Regions from separate parts of the Homo sapiens genome. Here region 2 is linked to region 1. Evidence: read pairs that join two places in POLR2A ChIA-PET (ENCODE). Cell type or tissue: PC-9. All regions are shown on one strand. Each heading gives the region's core, and the rest is flanking DNA. Links, peaks and the distances in the headings are about the cores only.

Region 1 (6,024 bases), core at 397-5,396:
GGTGGGAATGTAAACTAGTTCAACCATTGTGGAAGACAGCGTGGCAATTCCTCAAGGATCTAGAACTAGAAATACCATTTGACCCAGCAGTCCCATTCCTGGGTATATACCCAGAGGATTATAAATCATGCTACTATAAAGACACATGCACATGTATGTTTGTTGCAGCACTATTCACAGTAGCAAGGACTTGGAACCAAATGTCCGGCAATGATAGACTGGATTAAGAAATGTGACACATATACACCATGGAATACTATGCAGCCATATAAAAGGATGAGTTCATGTCCTTTGCAGGGACGTGGATGAAGCTGGAAACCATCATTCTCAGCAAGCTATCACAAAGGCAGAGGACCAAACACTGCATGCTCTCACTCATAGGTAGGAATTGAACAATGAGAACACTTGGACACAGGGCGGGGAACATCACACACCGGGGCCTGTCAGGGGGTGGGGGGCTGGGGGAGGGATAGCATTAGGAGAAATACCTAATGTAAATGACGAGTTGATCGGTGCAGCAAACCAACATGGCACATGTATACCTATGTATCAAACATGCACATTGTGCACATGTACCCTAGAACTTAAAGTATAATAAAAAAAAAAGAAAAACAAATTAAGTGGATATGGTGACCCATTTTATGGATGCCAGTCAGCCCTCTTTCCCAGCCACCCCTGTCATTGTCCAATGGGCTAATAAACAAAATGGCCATGGTGGCAGGAATGGAACTTATGCATGGGCTCTTTAACATAGACTTCCACTCACCAGGGACAACCAGGCTACCACTGCTGCTGAGTGCCCAATCTGCCAGCAGCAGAGACCAACACTAAGTCCCCACTATGGCCAATTTCCTAGGGTGATAAGCCAGCTCCCTGGAGGCAGATTGATTACATTGGACAGCTTCTATCATGGAAGGAGTAGCTTTTGTTTTTACTGGAACAGACACTATAGATACAGATTTGCCTTCCCTGAATGCAATGCTTCTGCCAAAACTACCATCAGTAGACTTATAGAATGGCTTATCCACCATCCTGGTATTTCACACAGCATTGCTTTTGATCAAGGAACTCACCTCACAGCAAAATAAGCACACCAATGAATCTGTGCTCATGGAATTCACTAGTTTTAACATATTCCCCACCATCCTGCAATAGCTGGTTTGATAGAATGGTGGAATGACCTTTTGGAAACTCAGTTACAGCTCCAGCTAGGTGGTAATATATAAGTAAGAGCTGGGGCAAGTTTCTCCAGAAGGAGATATGAGTTGAATCAGTGTCCAATATATGATGTTATTTTCTCCATAGACAAGATTCACAGGTCCAGGAGTCAAGGGGTAGAAATGGGAGTGACACCACTCACTGTTACCCCTAGTAACCCCCTAGTATCCCCCTGGCAAAAAAAAAAAATTTTTTTTTTTTTTGACAGAGTCTTGCTCTGTCGCCCAGGCTGGAGTGCAGTGGCATGATCTCGGCTCACTGAAACCTCTGCCTCCTGGGTTCAAGTAATTCTCCCGTCTCAGTCTCCTGAGGAGCTGGGATTACAGGTGGACAACACCATGTCCGACTAATTTTTGTATTTTCAGTAGAGACGGGGTTTCACCATGTTGGCCAGGCTAATCTTGAACTCCTGACCTCAGGTGATCTACCCATCTCAGCCTCTCAAAGTGCTGGGATTATAGGCGTAAGCCACCAAACCCGGCCACCCTAGAAAATTTTGCTTCCAATTCCTGCAACCTTATGGTTTGCTGGCCTAGAGGTCTTACTTCCAAAGGAAAGAATGCTTTTGCTAGGAGACACAACAATGATTCTACTGAAATAGAAGTTAAGACTGCTAGCTGTTCACAGGACACCTGCCACATGGACTCCTCATGCCTCTGAATCAACAGCCAAAGAAGGGAATCACTGTGCTGGTTGGGGTGATTGATCCCAACTACCAAGGCGAAATTGGACTGTTACTGAACATTGAAGTTAAGGAATAGTATATCTAGAATACAGGAGATCTCTTAAAGTGTCTCTTAGTATTACCATGCCTTGTAATTAAGGTCAATGGCAAACTACAACAACCCAATCCAGGAAGGATTACTAATGGTTCAGACCATTCAGGTATGAAGGTTTGGGTCACTCTACCAGGTAAAGAAACATGACCAGCTGAAGTGCTTTCTGAAGTCAAAAGGAATGGGTACTTGAAGAAGGTAGTTATCAATAACAGCTACAACCACGTAACCAGTTACAGAAATGAGGACTGTAATAATGTTATGTGTATTCCTCTTTATTTTGTTATAAATATGCTTGTGTATGTATACACACACTCACACACACACACACACCTCTCTCTCTTTATATATGTATATGTATTATATTAGTCAGGGTTCTCCAGAGGGATAGAACCAATAAGCCATATGTATATATAAAAGAAGTTTATTGGCTGGGCACGGTGGCTCACAACTGTAATCCTAGCACTTTGGGAGGCCAAAGCGGGCAGATCACTTGAGATCAGGAGTTTGAAACCAGCCTGGACAACATGGTGAAACCCCGTGTCTACTAAAAATACAAAAAAGTAGACAGGCGTGGTGGCGGGCGCCTGTAATCCCAGCTACTTGGGAGGCTGAGGCAGGAGAGTTGCTTGAACCTGCGAGGTGGAGGTTGCAGTGAGCTGAGATCTGGGAGGTGGAGGTTGCAGTGAGCCGAGATCGTGCCTCTGCACTCCAGCCTGGGCAACAGAGCTAGACTCTGCCTCAAAAAAAAAACAAAAAAAACAAAAAAAAAGTTTATTAGGGAGAATTGGCTCACATGATCACAAGGCAAAGTCCCACAATGGGCCATCTGCCAGCTGGGGAAAGAGAAGCCGGTAGTGTGGCTCAGTCCAAGTCTGAAAGCCTCAAAACTAGGGAAGCCAACAGTGCAGCCCTCAGTCTGAGGCCAAAGGCCCGAGAGCCCCCGGGAGGCCGCTGGTGCAAGTCCCAGAGTCCAAAGGCCAAATAACCTGCAGTCTGACATCCAAGGGCAGGAGGAGAGGAAGCAAGTGTCCAACATAGGAAGAGAGAGACAGCCAGAAGACTCAGCAAGAGGCTGGGCATGGTGGTTCATGCCTATAATCCCAGCACTTTGGGAGGCTGAGGTGGGTGGATCATTTGAGGTCAGGAGGCTGAGACCAGCCTAGCCAAGATGGTGAAACCCTGTCTCTACTAAAAACATACAAAAATTAGCCGGGTGTGGTGGCATGCACCTGTAGTCTCAGCTACTGCGGAGACTGAGGCAGGAGAATCGGTTGAACCCAGGAGGCGGAGGTTGCAGTGAGCAGAGACTGCACCACTGCACTCCAGCCTGGGCAGTAGGGCAAGACTCTTTCTCAAAAAAAAAAAAAAAAAAAAGACTCAGCAAGCAACCTTATTCCCCCTTCTTCTGCCTGCTTTGTTCTAGCTGCACTGGCAGCTGGTTGGATGGTGTCCACCCATACTGAGGGTGGGTCTTTCTCTCCCAGTCCACTGACTCAAATGTCAGTCTCCTTTGACAACACCAACACATACACATCCAGGAACAATACTTTACCAGGCATCTAGACATCCCTCAATCCAGTCAAGTTGACACCTAATATTAACCATTACATGTATCAGGCAAATATCTTTGTCTTCCTCTTATTCCCTTATGTAACATAAGACACGGTGGCTCACACCTGTAATCCCAGCACTCTGGAGGCCAAGGTGGGAGGATTGCTTGAGGTAAGAAGTATATATATATATAATATATATATTATATAATATATTATATTATATATAATATATTATATAATATATATAATATATTATATTTATAATATATTATATAATATATAATATATTATATTTATAATATATTATATAATATATAATTATATATATTATATATTATATAATATATATAATAATTATATAATTATAATATATATTATATAATATATAATATATAATTATAATATATATATTATATATATAATATAATATATATAATATAATATATAATATATATATATATAGAGAGAGAGAGAGACAGAGAGAGAGAGAGACAGAGAAATTGCATTTGTGCTTTTTCGGTAATATTTAAGAAATCTTTGCCAAACCCAAGTTACTAAAATTTTCTATAGTTTCTTCTAGCAGTTTTACAGCTCTTACATTTATGTGTATAATTCATGTTGACGTTTTGAGACAATTTTTGTACATATTGAGAGATGAACAGCAAGGTGGCTTTATTTTGCATATTGCTCCAGAACCATTTGTTGAAGTTTATCTTTTCCCCTATTTGAATTACCGTGGCACCTTTGCTGAAATTCAATTGATCATACATATGTAAGGTTTTTTTTTTTTTGAGGCAGAGACTTATTCTGTCACCCAGGATGGAGTGTAGTGGCACCACCATAGCTCATTGCAGCTTTGCACTCTGGGCTTAATGATCCTCCTGCCTCAGCATCCCCAGTAGATGATCCTCCTGCCTCAGCCTCCAGAACAGCTGGGACTACAGGTACATACCACCACACCCAGCTTATTTAAAAAGAAATTTTTCCTGGCCGGGTGCAGTGGCTCATGCCTGTAAATCCAGCACTTTTAGAGGCTGAGGCAGGTGGATCACCTGAGATCAGGAGTTTGAAACCAGCCTGGCCAACATGGAGAAACCCTGTCTGTACTAAAAATAAAAACAATTACCTGGGCGTGGTGGCAGGCCCCTGTAATCCCAGATACTCAGGAGGCTGAGGCAGGAGAATCACTTGAACCTGGGAGGCGGAGGTTGCAGTGAGCTGAGATGGCTCCACTGCACTCCAGCCTGAGTGACAGAGTGAAAACTCTGTCTCAAAATAAATAAATAAATAAATAAAATAAAAATTATTTTTGTAGTAATGGGCTCTCACTATGTTGCCCAGGCTGGTCTCAAACTCCTGGCCTCAAGCAATCCTCCTGTCTCAGCCTCCCAAAGTGCTGGGATTATCAGCATGAGCCACCATACCTTATGTAAATCTCTTTTTGGCTCCGCTTTTTTCCATTGGTCTATTTACCTATGTTTACTTCAACACCACACTGCCTCGACTTACGTAACTTTATATGTCTTCAAATCGAGTAGTCAGTCCTCCAACTTTGTTCTTTTTCTTTTTTCTTTTTTTCAAGATGGAGTTTCACTCTTGTTGCCCAAGCTAGAGTGCAGTGGCACAATCTCAGGTCACTGCAACCATTGCCTCCCAGGTTCAAGCGATTCTCCTGCCTCAGCCTCCTGAGTAGCTGGGATTACAGGCACCTGTCACCATGCCTGGCTAATTTTTGTATTTTTAGTAGAGATGGGGTTTCACCCTATTGGCCAGGCTGGTCTCGAACTCCTGACCTCAGGTGATCCACTCGCTTTGGCCTCCCAAAGTGCTGGGATTACAGGCATAAGCCACTGCCCCCGGCCTATTTTGTTCTTTTTCAAAGCTGAAGTTCTGGTTATCCTGGGTTCTTTGCATTTCCATGTACATTTTATAATCAGCTTGTCATTTACTTTTCTTTTCTTTTTTTCTTAGAGATAAGGTCTTGCTATGTTGCCCAGGCTGGACTTGAACCCCAGGGCTTAAGCTATCCTCCTGCCTCAGCCTCAGCCTCCCAAAGTGCTGGAATAACAGGTGTGAGCCACTGTGCCCAGCCTTGTCATATTCTTTTTCTTTTTTTTTTCAGCCTTGTCATATTCTAAAAAAAGAAAATAGCCTGTCTGGATTTTGACTCATTGACTGGGATTGTGTTAAATCTACACACCAATTTGGGGAGAAATCCATTCTAGGCAACGTAGTGAGACCCCATCTCTAGAAAAAAATAGAAAAAATTGCCAGGCATGGTGACACATGCCTGTAGGTCCAGCTACTTGGGGGGATTGAGATGGGAGGATTGCTTGATCCTAGGAGGTCAAGGCTGCAGTAAGCCATGTTTGTGCCACAGCGCTCCAGCCTGGGCAACAGAGTCTCAAAAGAAAAACAAAACAAAAAACAAAAACAATTTGGGGAGACACGACTGTTAACATTATTGAGTCTTC
Region 2 (6,024 bases), core at 278-5,277, 160 kb before region 1:
TTAGTTCAACCCTCATTAGCTGTCCTCACCTGGCCCAGGACAGCTGGTCTCCAAGTGCCCTCCCTAACCCCAATTCTCCACCCAGCTCCTTCAGAAGGATCTTTCTAAAACAGATTGGGGGCCAGGTGTGGTGGCTCATGCCTGTAATACCAACACTTTGGGAGGCTGAGGCAGGCGGACCACCTGAGGTCAGGAGTTTGAGACCAGACTGGCCAACATGGTGAAACCCCGTCTCTACTAAAAATCTCCAAAATTAGCCGGCCGTGGTGGTGGGCACCTGTAGTCCCAGCTACTCAGGAGGCTGAGGCACGAGAATTGCTTGAATCTGGGAGGAGGAGGTTGCAGTGAGCCGAGATCACGCCACTGTACTCCAGCCTGGGTGACAGAACAAGACTGTGTCTCAACAACAACAAAAAACAGATTGGGCCAGGCATGGTGGCTCACACCTTTAATCCCAGAAATTTGAGGGGCCAAGGCAGGTGGATCACTGAAGCCTGGAAGTTCAAGACCAGTCTGGGCAACATGGTGAAAAGCCATCTCTACAAAAATATAAAAATTAGCCGGCCAGGCACAGTGGCTCATGCCTGTAATCCCAGCACTCTGGGAGGCCGAGGCGGGCGGATCACGAGGTCAGGAGATCGAGACCATGCTGGCTAACACGGTGAAACCCTGTCTACTAAAAAATACAAAAAATTAGCCGTGTGTGGTGGCAGGCGCCTGTAGTCCCAGCTACTCGGGAGGCTGAGGCAGAAGAATGGCATGAACATGGGAGGTGGAGGTTGAGCAGTGAGCCGAGATCGCACCACTGCACTCCAGCCTGGGCAACAGAGTGAGACTCCATCTCAAAAAAAAAAAAAAAATTAGCTGAGTGTGGTGATGTGCACCTTTAGTTCCAGCTACTCAGGAGTCTGAGGTGGGAGGATACCTTGAGCCTGGGAGGGTGAAGCTGCAGTGAGCAGTGATTGCACCACTGAACTGCAGCCTGAGCGACAGAGCGAGACCTTGTCACAAAAGAAAAAACAACCACCCCCACCAACAAACTTGGCCACGTCGGGTTTTTGAACCAGGACACCCAATGATAATGGCTAACTTAAGGAAGGCTTACGGCTGGGCGTAGTGGCTCACGCCTGTAATCTAGCACTTTCGGAGGCTGAGACAGGAGGATTGCTTGAGCTCAGGAGTTCGAGACCAGCCTGGGCAACACGGTGCAACCCCGTCTCTACTAAAATACAAAAAATTAGCCAGGTGGGGCGGCGGTCGCCTGTAGTCCCAGCTACTCGGGAGGCTGAAGCAGGAGAATCACTTGAACCCGGGAGGCGGAAGTTGCAGTGAGCCAAGATCACGCCATTGCACTCCAGCCTGGGCGACAGAGTGAGACTCTGTCTCAAAAAAAAAAAAAAAAAAGAAAAGAAAAGAAAAACAGGCTTACTAAGTATGTTAGCTTCTGGTAAAGGTGCATTAGCACTTTGCATATTTAATCCTCAAAACTGTAAGCTGGGCATTATTAGCCCCGTTTTACAGACTAAGGCATAGAGGTTTTTTTTTTTTTTGAGATGGAGTCTTGCACTGTCACCCAGGCTGGAGCTCAGTGGCACGATCTCCGCTCACTGCAAGCTCTGCCTTCCGGGTTCACACCATTCTCCTGCCTCGGCCTCCCGAGTAGCTGGGACTACAGGCGCCCGCCACGACGCCCGGCTAATTTTTTCTGTGTTTAGTAGAGACCGGGTTTCACCGTGTTAGCCAGGATAGTCTCGATCTCCTGACCTCATGATCCGCCCATCTCGGCCTCCCAAAGTGCTGGGATTACAGGCGTGAGCCACCGCGCCCGGCAGGCATAGAGGTATTAAATAATCTGCCCACAGGGCCATAGCTATTAAGAAGCTCAAGCTCTGCTGGGCGCAGTGGCTCACGCCTGTAATCCCAGCACTCTGGGAAGCCGAGGTGGGCGGATCGCTTGAGCTCGGGAGTTTGAGACCAGCCTGGGGAACATGGGGAGAGCCTGTCTCTGCTACAAATACAAAAAATTAGCTGGGCGTGGTGGCGCATGCCTGTGGTCCCAGCTACTTGAGAGGCTAAGGTGGGAGAATCGCTTGAGCCCAGGAGGTGGAGGTTGCAGTGAGCCGAGATTGTGCCACTGCACTCTAGCCTGGGTGACAGAGCAAGACTCTGTTTCAAAAAAAAAAAAAAAAAGAAGAAGAAGAAAAAGAAGCTCAAGCTTCACCCCCAGCCTGGAAGGCGCTTCTCATCTCTATCCAGGTGTCACTTTATCCTGGACGTCCTTCTTTCCTGATCCGCTCTAGGTTAATGCGCCTTCTGGGCTGACACAGCCCCACTATGCGTCCTCTATCATGGTTCCCATTATACTGGACGGACAATGTAGTCGGGCGTCTGGCTCCTTTGAGAGCCTGGACAGCCTTTAGAGAGATGACTTCGCATCACAAGGGAACCATGGCTTGCAACAGCACCTGGCACGCAGAAGGTGCTCGGTAAGGTGGAACCACTGCTCTACTCACCCCGGAGGATCGCCTTAAGCCCCGCACACTCTCTCTGCGCGCGCGCGCGCGCGCAAACACACACACAAAACTAGCTCCCTGAATCCTCAGAAGAGCCAGGTGAAGGAGGTACTACTGGTCCCATTATATTCTTGAGAGAACTGAGGCCCAGAAAGCACAAATCACACTAAAGTTCAGCTTCCAAATCCCCAACATATCCCACGCGTTATTTGTGGCTTCAAGAGGTAAGGTGTAGGTTGCAATGCAAATTACAGACAAACACAGACCAAGCAAAGTGCCAACATATGGGAGAATTTCGTCTGGAGGACCCAAGGGATTTTGCCTGCCCCCCAACCTCCCTCCCCGCCCCCACCACCTCCCACTCCGCCGCAACCCCGGGCTTCGCTTCTGGACCACCCAGAAACAAGGCCCAAGACTCTGGGACGCTCTCGCCTGGCAGGCCAGGAGGGAGGGATGGCGGGATTGGAGCCCTCGGGGAGGAGCCGGGGCCGTGCCCTGGACAGCTTGGTCACCAGCAATGGAAGGACGAAGCCCAAGTCAGGACCGCTGAAAGTGGGGAGGAAGGGGTTACGGCCACAGCGCCCCCTCCCCCTTCCCGACCTCCTTCCCGGCCGTCACGTGGCGCGTGGCTGGGGCGGGGGCCGCGGCGGCGGAAGGGGGTGGTCCGGGTGGGGAAAGGGAAGGGACACGGCCGGCTGGGGGAAGCGCTGGGCGCTGCGGCGTAACCATGACGACTGGGCCTGAGGCGGCGCGTGAAGTCACCAGGACAAGATTAGCCCCGGATCACGTGAGCGCGACGTGGGGGCGGGGCTGTGCCTGGGCCCCGCCCCTGACCTGGGCCGGCCCAGGTGGCTGGTTGCCGGGATGGCTGCGAGGATCTTAGGTGCGGACCCCCACCCAGCGGTCTGCCCCATCTGTGTTCCCTTCCTTCCCCTGCCCCCGCATGCAGAGAGATCTTCGGCTGAGGCGTCTGGTGTTGGCAGGAGGGGACTTGTGGGGTTGGCATTGGGGGTGCAGTACCACAGGGAAGGAAAGCAGGAAATGAGAGAAAGGGAGACAGGGCACAGAAAAGGCGAAAGGTACAGCTAGGAAGGAGGAAGGAGCTGAGACATATACAGACACCGGAGCAGCGTCAAGCGGAGTCAACCCCGAGAAGGATGGCTTGAAAAGCTGTTTGGAAAAGCAGAGGACCCTGAGAAAATGGAGATGAAAGGGGAGTGAGAAACACGGAGAACACCCATCTCCTTTTCTGTCTAGAAGCCGAGCTTTGAGTAGGCACAGCACCTGGCTTTTTAAAGGAATTTTTCAGCCGTCATCTGGTTGTTTGACGACTAGGTGGTTTAGGCATAGAAAGGGTGACATGCTCAGAGACACTTGCAGCCAGCCGAGCCTCCCTCCAGTTCACCAGGCTTCCCCAGAGGCCCTTCTGGTATCCAGGGCCAGCAGCTGGGGAGAGAAGGAGAGAAGCCATTTCACCTGTTTGTCTTTTACGGTAGTGGGGATAGCTGAAGAAGTAGGAGATGGGACCAAGGGAAAGATCTCAGGCTAGTTGACGGCTCTTCCACATTGACCTGGAGTGAGGGAAAGCTGCTGCCCCTGGGAGCTATAGTAAAGTGGAGATTCCTCTCTCCCAACACACACACACATACCCCTTTTTGTTTCCTTTATTTCTGACCTGCCAGCTGTGTCCCACTGCCCCCTGGCTGGGCCTTGGCGCCAGAGCTTTGGAGGGGCGTCTAGGATGGCTAGGAGCCCCTGGCCCAGACGTTCAGTCACCCTGGGGGAGGGTAGCTGTCTCTCCGTTATCAATTATGCAGAGCATGGGGGAAGGGCAGCAATGTGACAGGAGGGTGGGTCTCTCTGTCACTCACTGTCAACCATATCTACCAAGTGTTGATGGTGCTTCTGCCTCACATTGGGTGAGGGGACAGAATGATCTCTAAGCCATACATGTGCCAGGGGAGGAGGCTCTTTGGACACCCAACAGGCCCTAATTCAGTGCTTTGCTGGTGGCCCCAAAGTGACTCCATAAGGAGGCTACAGGGTAGAGTGGGGTAGGAAGTCACCCCCCATCTATCCCACCTTCTAGGTTCTCTGGCCTGAGATTTTGGAAGCCTGTGGCAGGTAAACTCTCTGAATTCTCTCTAGCTCCTTCTTGTATAACAGCAGAATGTCAATGCTAAGCTGTTTGGTGGTCTTAGGGGCTCAGTTCAGAGGCCAGGTCATCTGCCTAAATCTTGGGCTCTCACACTGAGTGCTCTCCACTGTCTGAGACCTCATTTTTTTACTCAGGAAAAGGAGAATGATTCCCTTTCTCTCGTGAGTGGGGGTAGGAAGGGGAGTCTTCAAAGGGAAAGGAGACCCAAGACTTTGGAGTCCTAATTCCACCTCTGCAAGCTTTGAAACCCTGAGAGGATAAAGGTCTCTGATCAATCGTGGCCATGCCTCCTGTCCCCTTGGCTGCAGCTCGTATTGTTTTTGAAACAGGGTCTCGCTTTGTTGCCCAGGCTGGAGTGCAGTGGGATGATCACGGCTCACTGCCTGCAGCCTCAACCTCCTGGGCTCAAGTGATCCTCCCCCTTCAGCCTCCTGAGTAGCTGGGACTACAGGCACTCACCACCACACCAGACTAAATTAAAAAAAGGCCGAGCACAGTGGCTCACGTCTGTAGTCCCAGCACTTTGGGAGGCCCAGGCGGGCGGATCATGAGGTCAGGAGATGGAGACCATCCTGGCTACCATGGGGAAACCCCGTCTCTACTAAAAATACAAAAAATTAGCTGGGCGTGGTGGCGGACGCCTGTAGTCCCAGCTACTCGGGAGGCTGAGGCAGGAGAATGGCGTGAACCCAGGGGGCGGAGCCTGCAGTGAGCCGAGATGGAGCCACTGCACTCCAGCCTAGGCGACAGAGCAATACTCTGTCTCCAAAAAAAAAAAAAAAAAAAAAAAAAAAAGGCCAGGCGCAGTTGCTCACGCCTGTAATCCCAGCAATGGAGACCATCCTGGCTAACATGGTGAAACCCCGTTTCTACCAAAAATACAAAAAATTTGCCAGGCGTAGTGGTGGGCGCACCTGTAGTCCGCCGCCACTGCACTCTAGCCTGGGCAACAGAGCGAGACTCCATCTCAAAAAAAAAAAAAAAAAAAAAAAAAAATTGTAGAGACCATGTCTCATTCTGTTGCCCAGGCTGGTTCCAAACTCCTGGGCTCAAATGATCCACCAGTCTAGGTCTCCCAAAATGCTGGCATTACAGGTGTGAACCACTGTGCCCTGCAGCTTGTTTTTATTTTCCATTTTTCAGGATCCGCAGTCCTGGCCCCAGGATCCCAAGAGGAAAAGAACTATTGCTTTTCTTAGTGCCCTCATGAGGGAGAAATGAGTTCCCCTGAGAACTTGGGGGAAAACTGGAGATCACCCCTAAATTCGGGTCTTTGATTGGTAAATCAAGCCCTGAGACCCCTAGCTGCCACACTTCCAGTGGGGTGGGCAGTGAAGGGGTTCAGGGAAGGGA

The links. ChIA-PET counts read pairs that join two places held together with the same protein. Peaks named below come from ENCODE experiments on the same cell type or tissue, not always from the same donor. Only the 100,000 strongest peaks of a DNase experiment are listed, where the experiment ranks them.
Region 2: POLR2A ChIA-PET joins it to region 1 with 22 read pairs; 6 of 35 experiments call an interaction of 5 or more read pairs at or near these places.

What each region holds. Positions count from the first base shown.
Region 1 is chr12:53,646,256-53,652,279 of GRCh38, forward strand. No RefSeq gene overlaps it. Among named protein-coding and RNA genes, the nearest start is that of ATF7-NPFF, 23 kb to the left of the region's middle. RefSeq lists a silencer at 2,790-3,084. In PC-9, for the core only: no CTCF peak of the experiment used is centred there; no DNase peak of the experiment used is centred there.
Region 2 is chr12:53,489,902-53,495,925 of GRCh38, forward strand. All of the region lies in intron 1 of MAP3K12 (mitogen-activated protein kinase kinase kinase 12), which reads right to left. Among named protein-coding and RNA genes, the nearest start is that of MAP3K12, 6.5 kb to the right of the region's middle. RefSeq lists a silencer at 2,977-3,226. In PC-9, for the core only: no CTCF peak of the experiment used is centred there; a DNase peak (open chromatin) is centred at 3,260; H3K4me3 peaks cover 1,470 bases.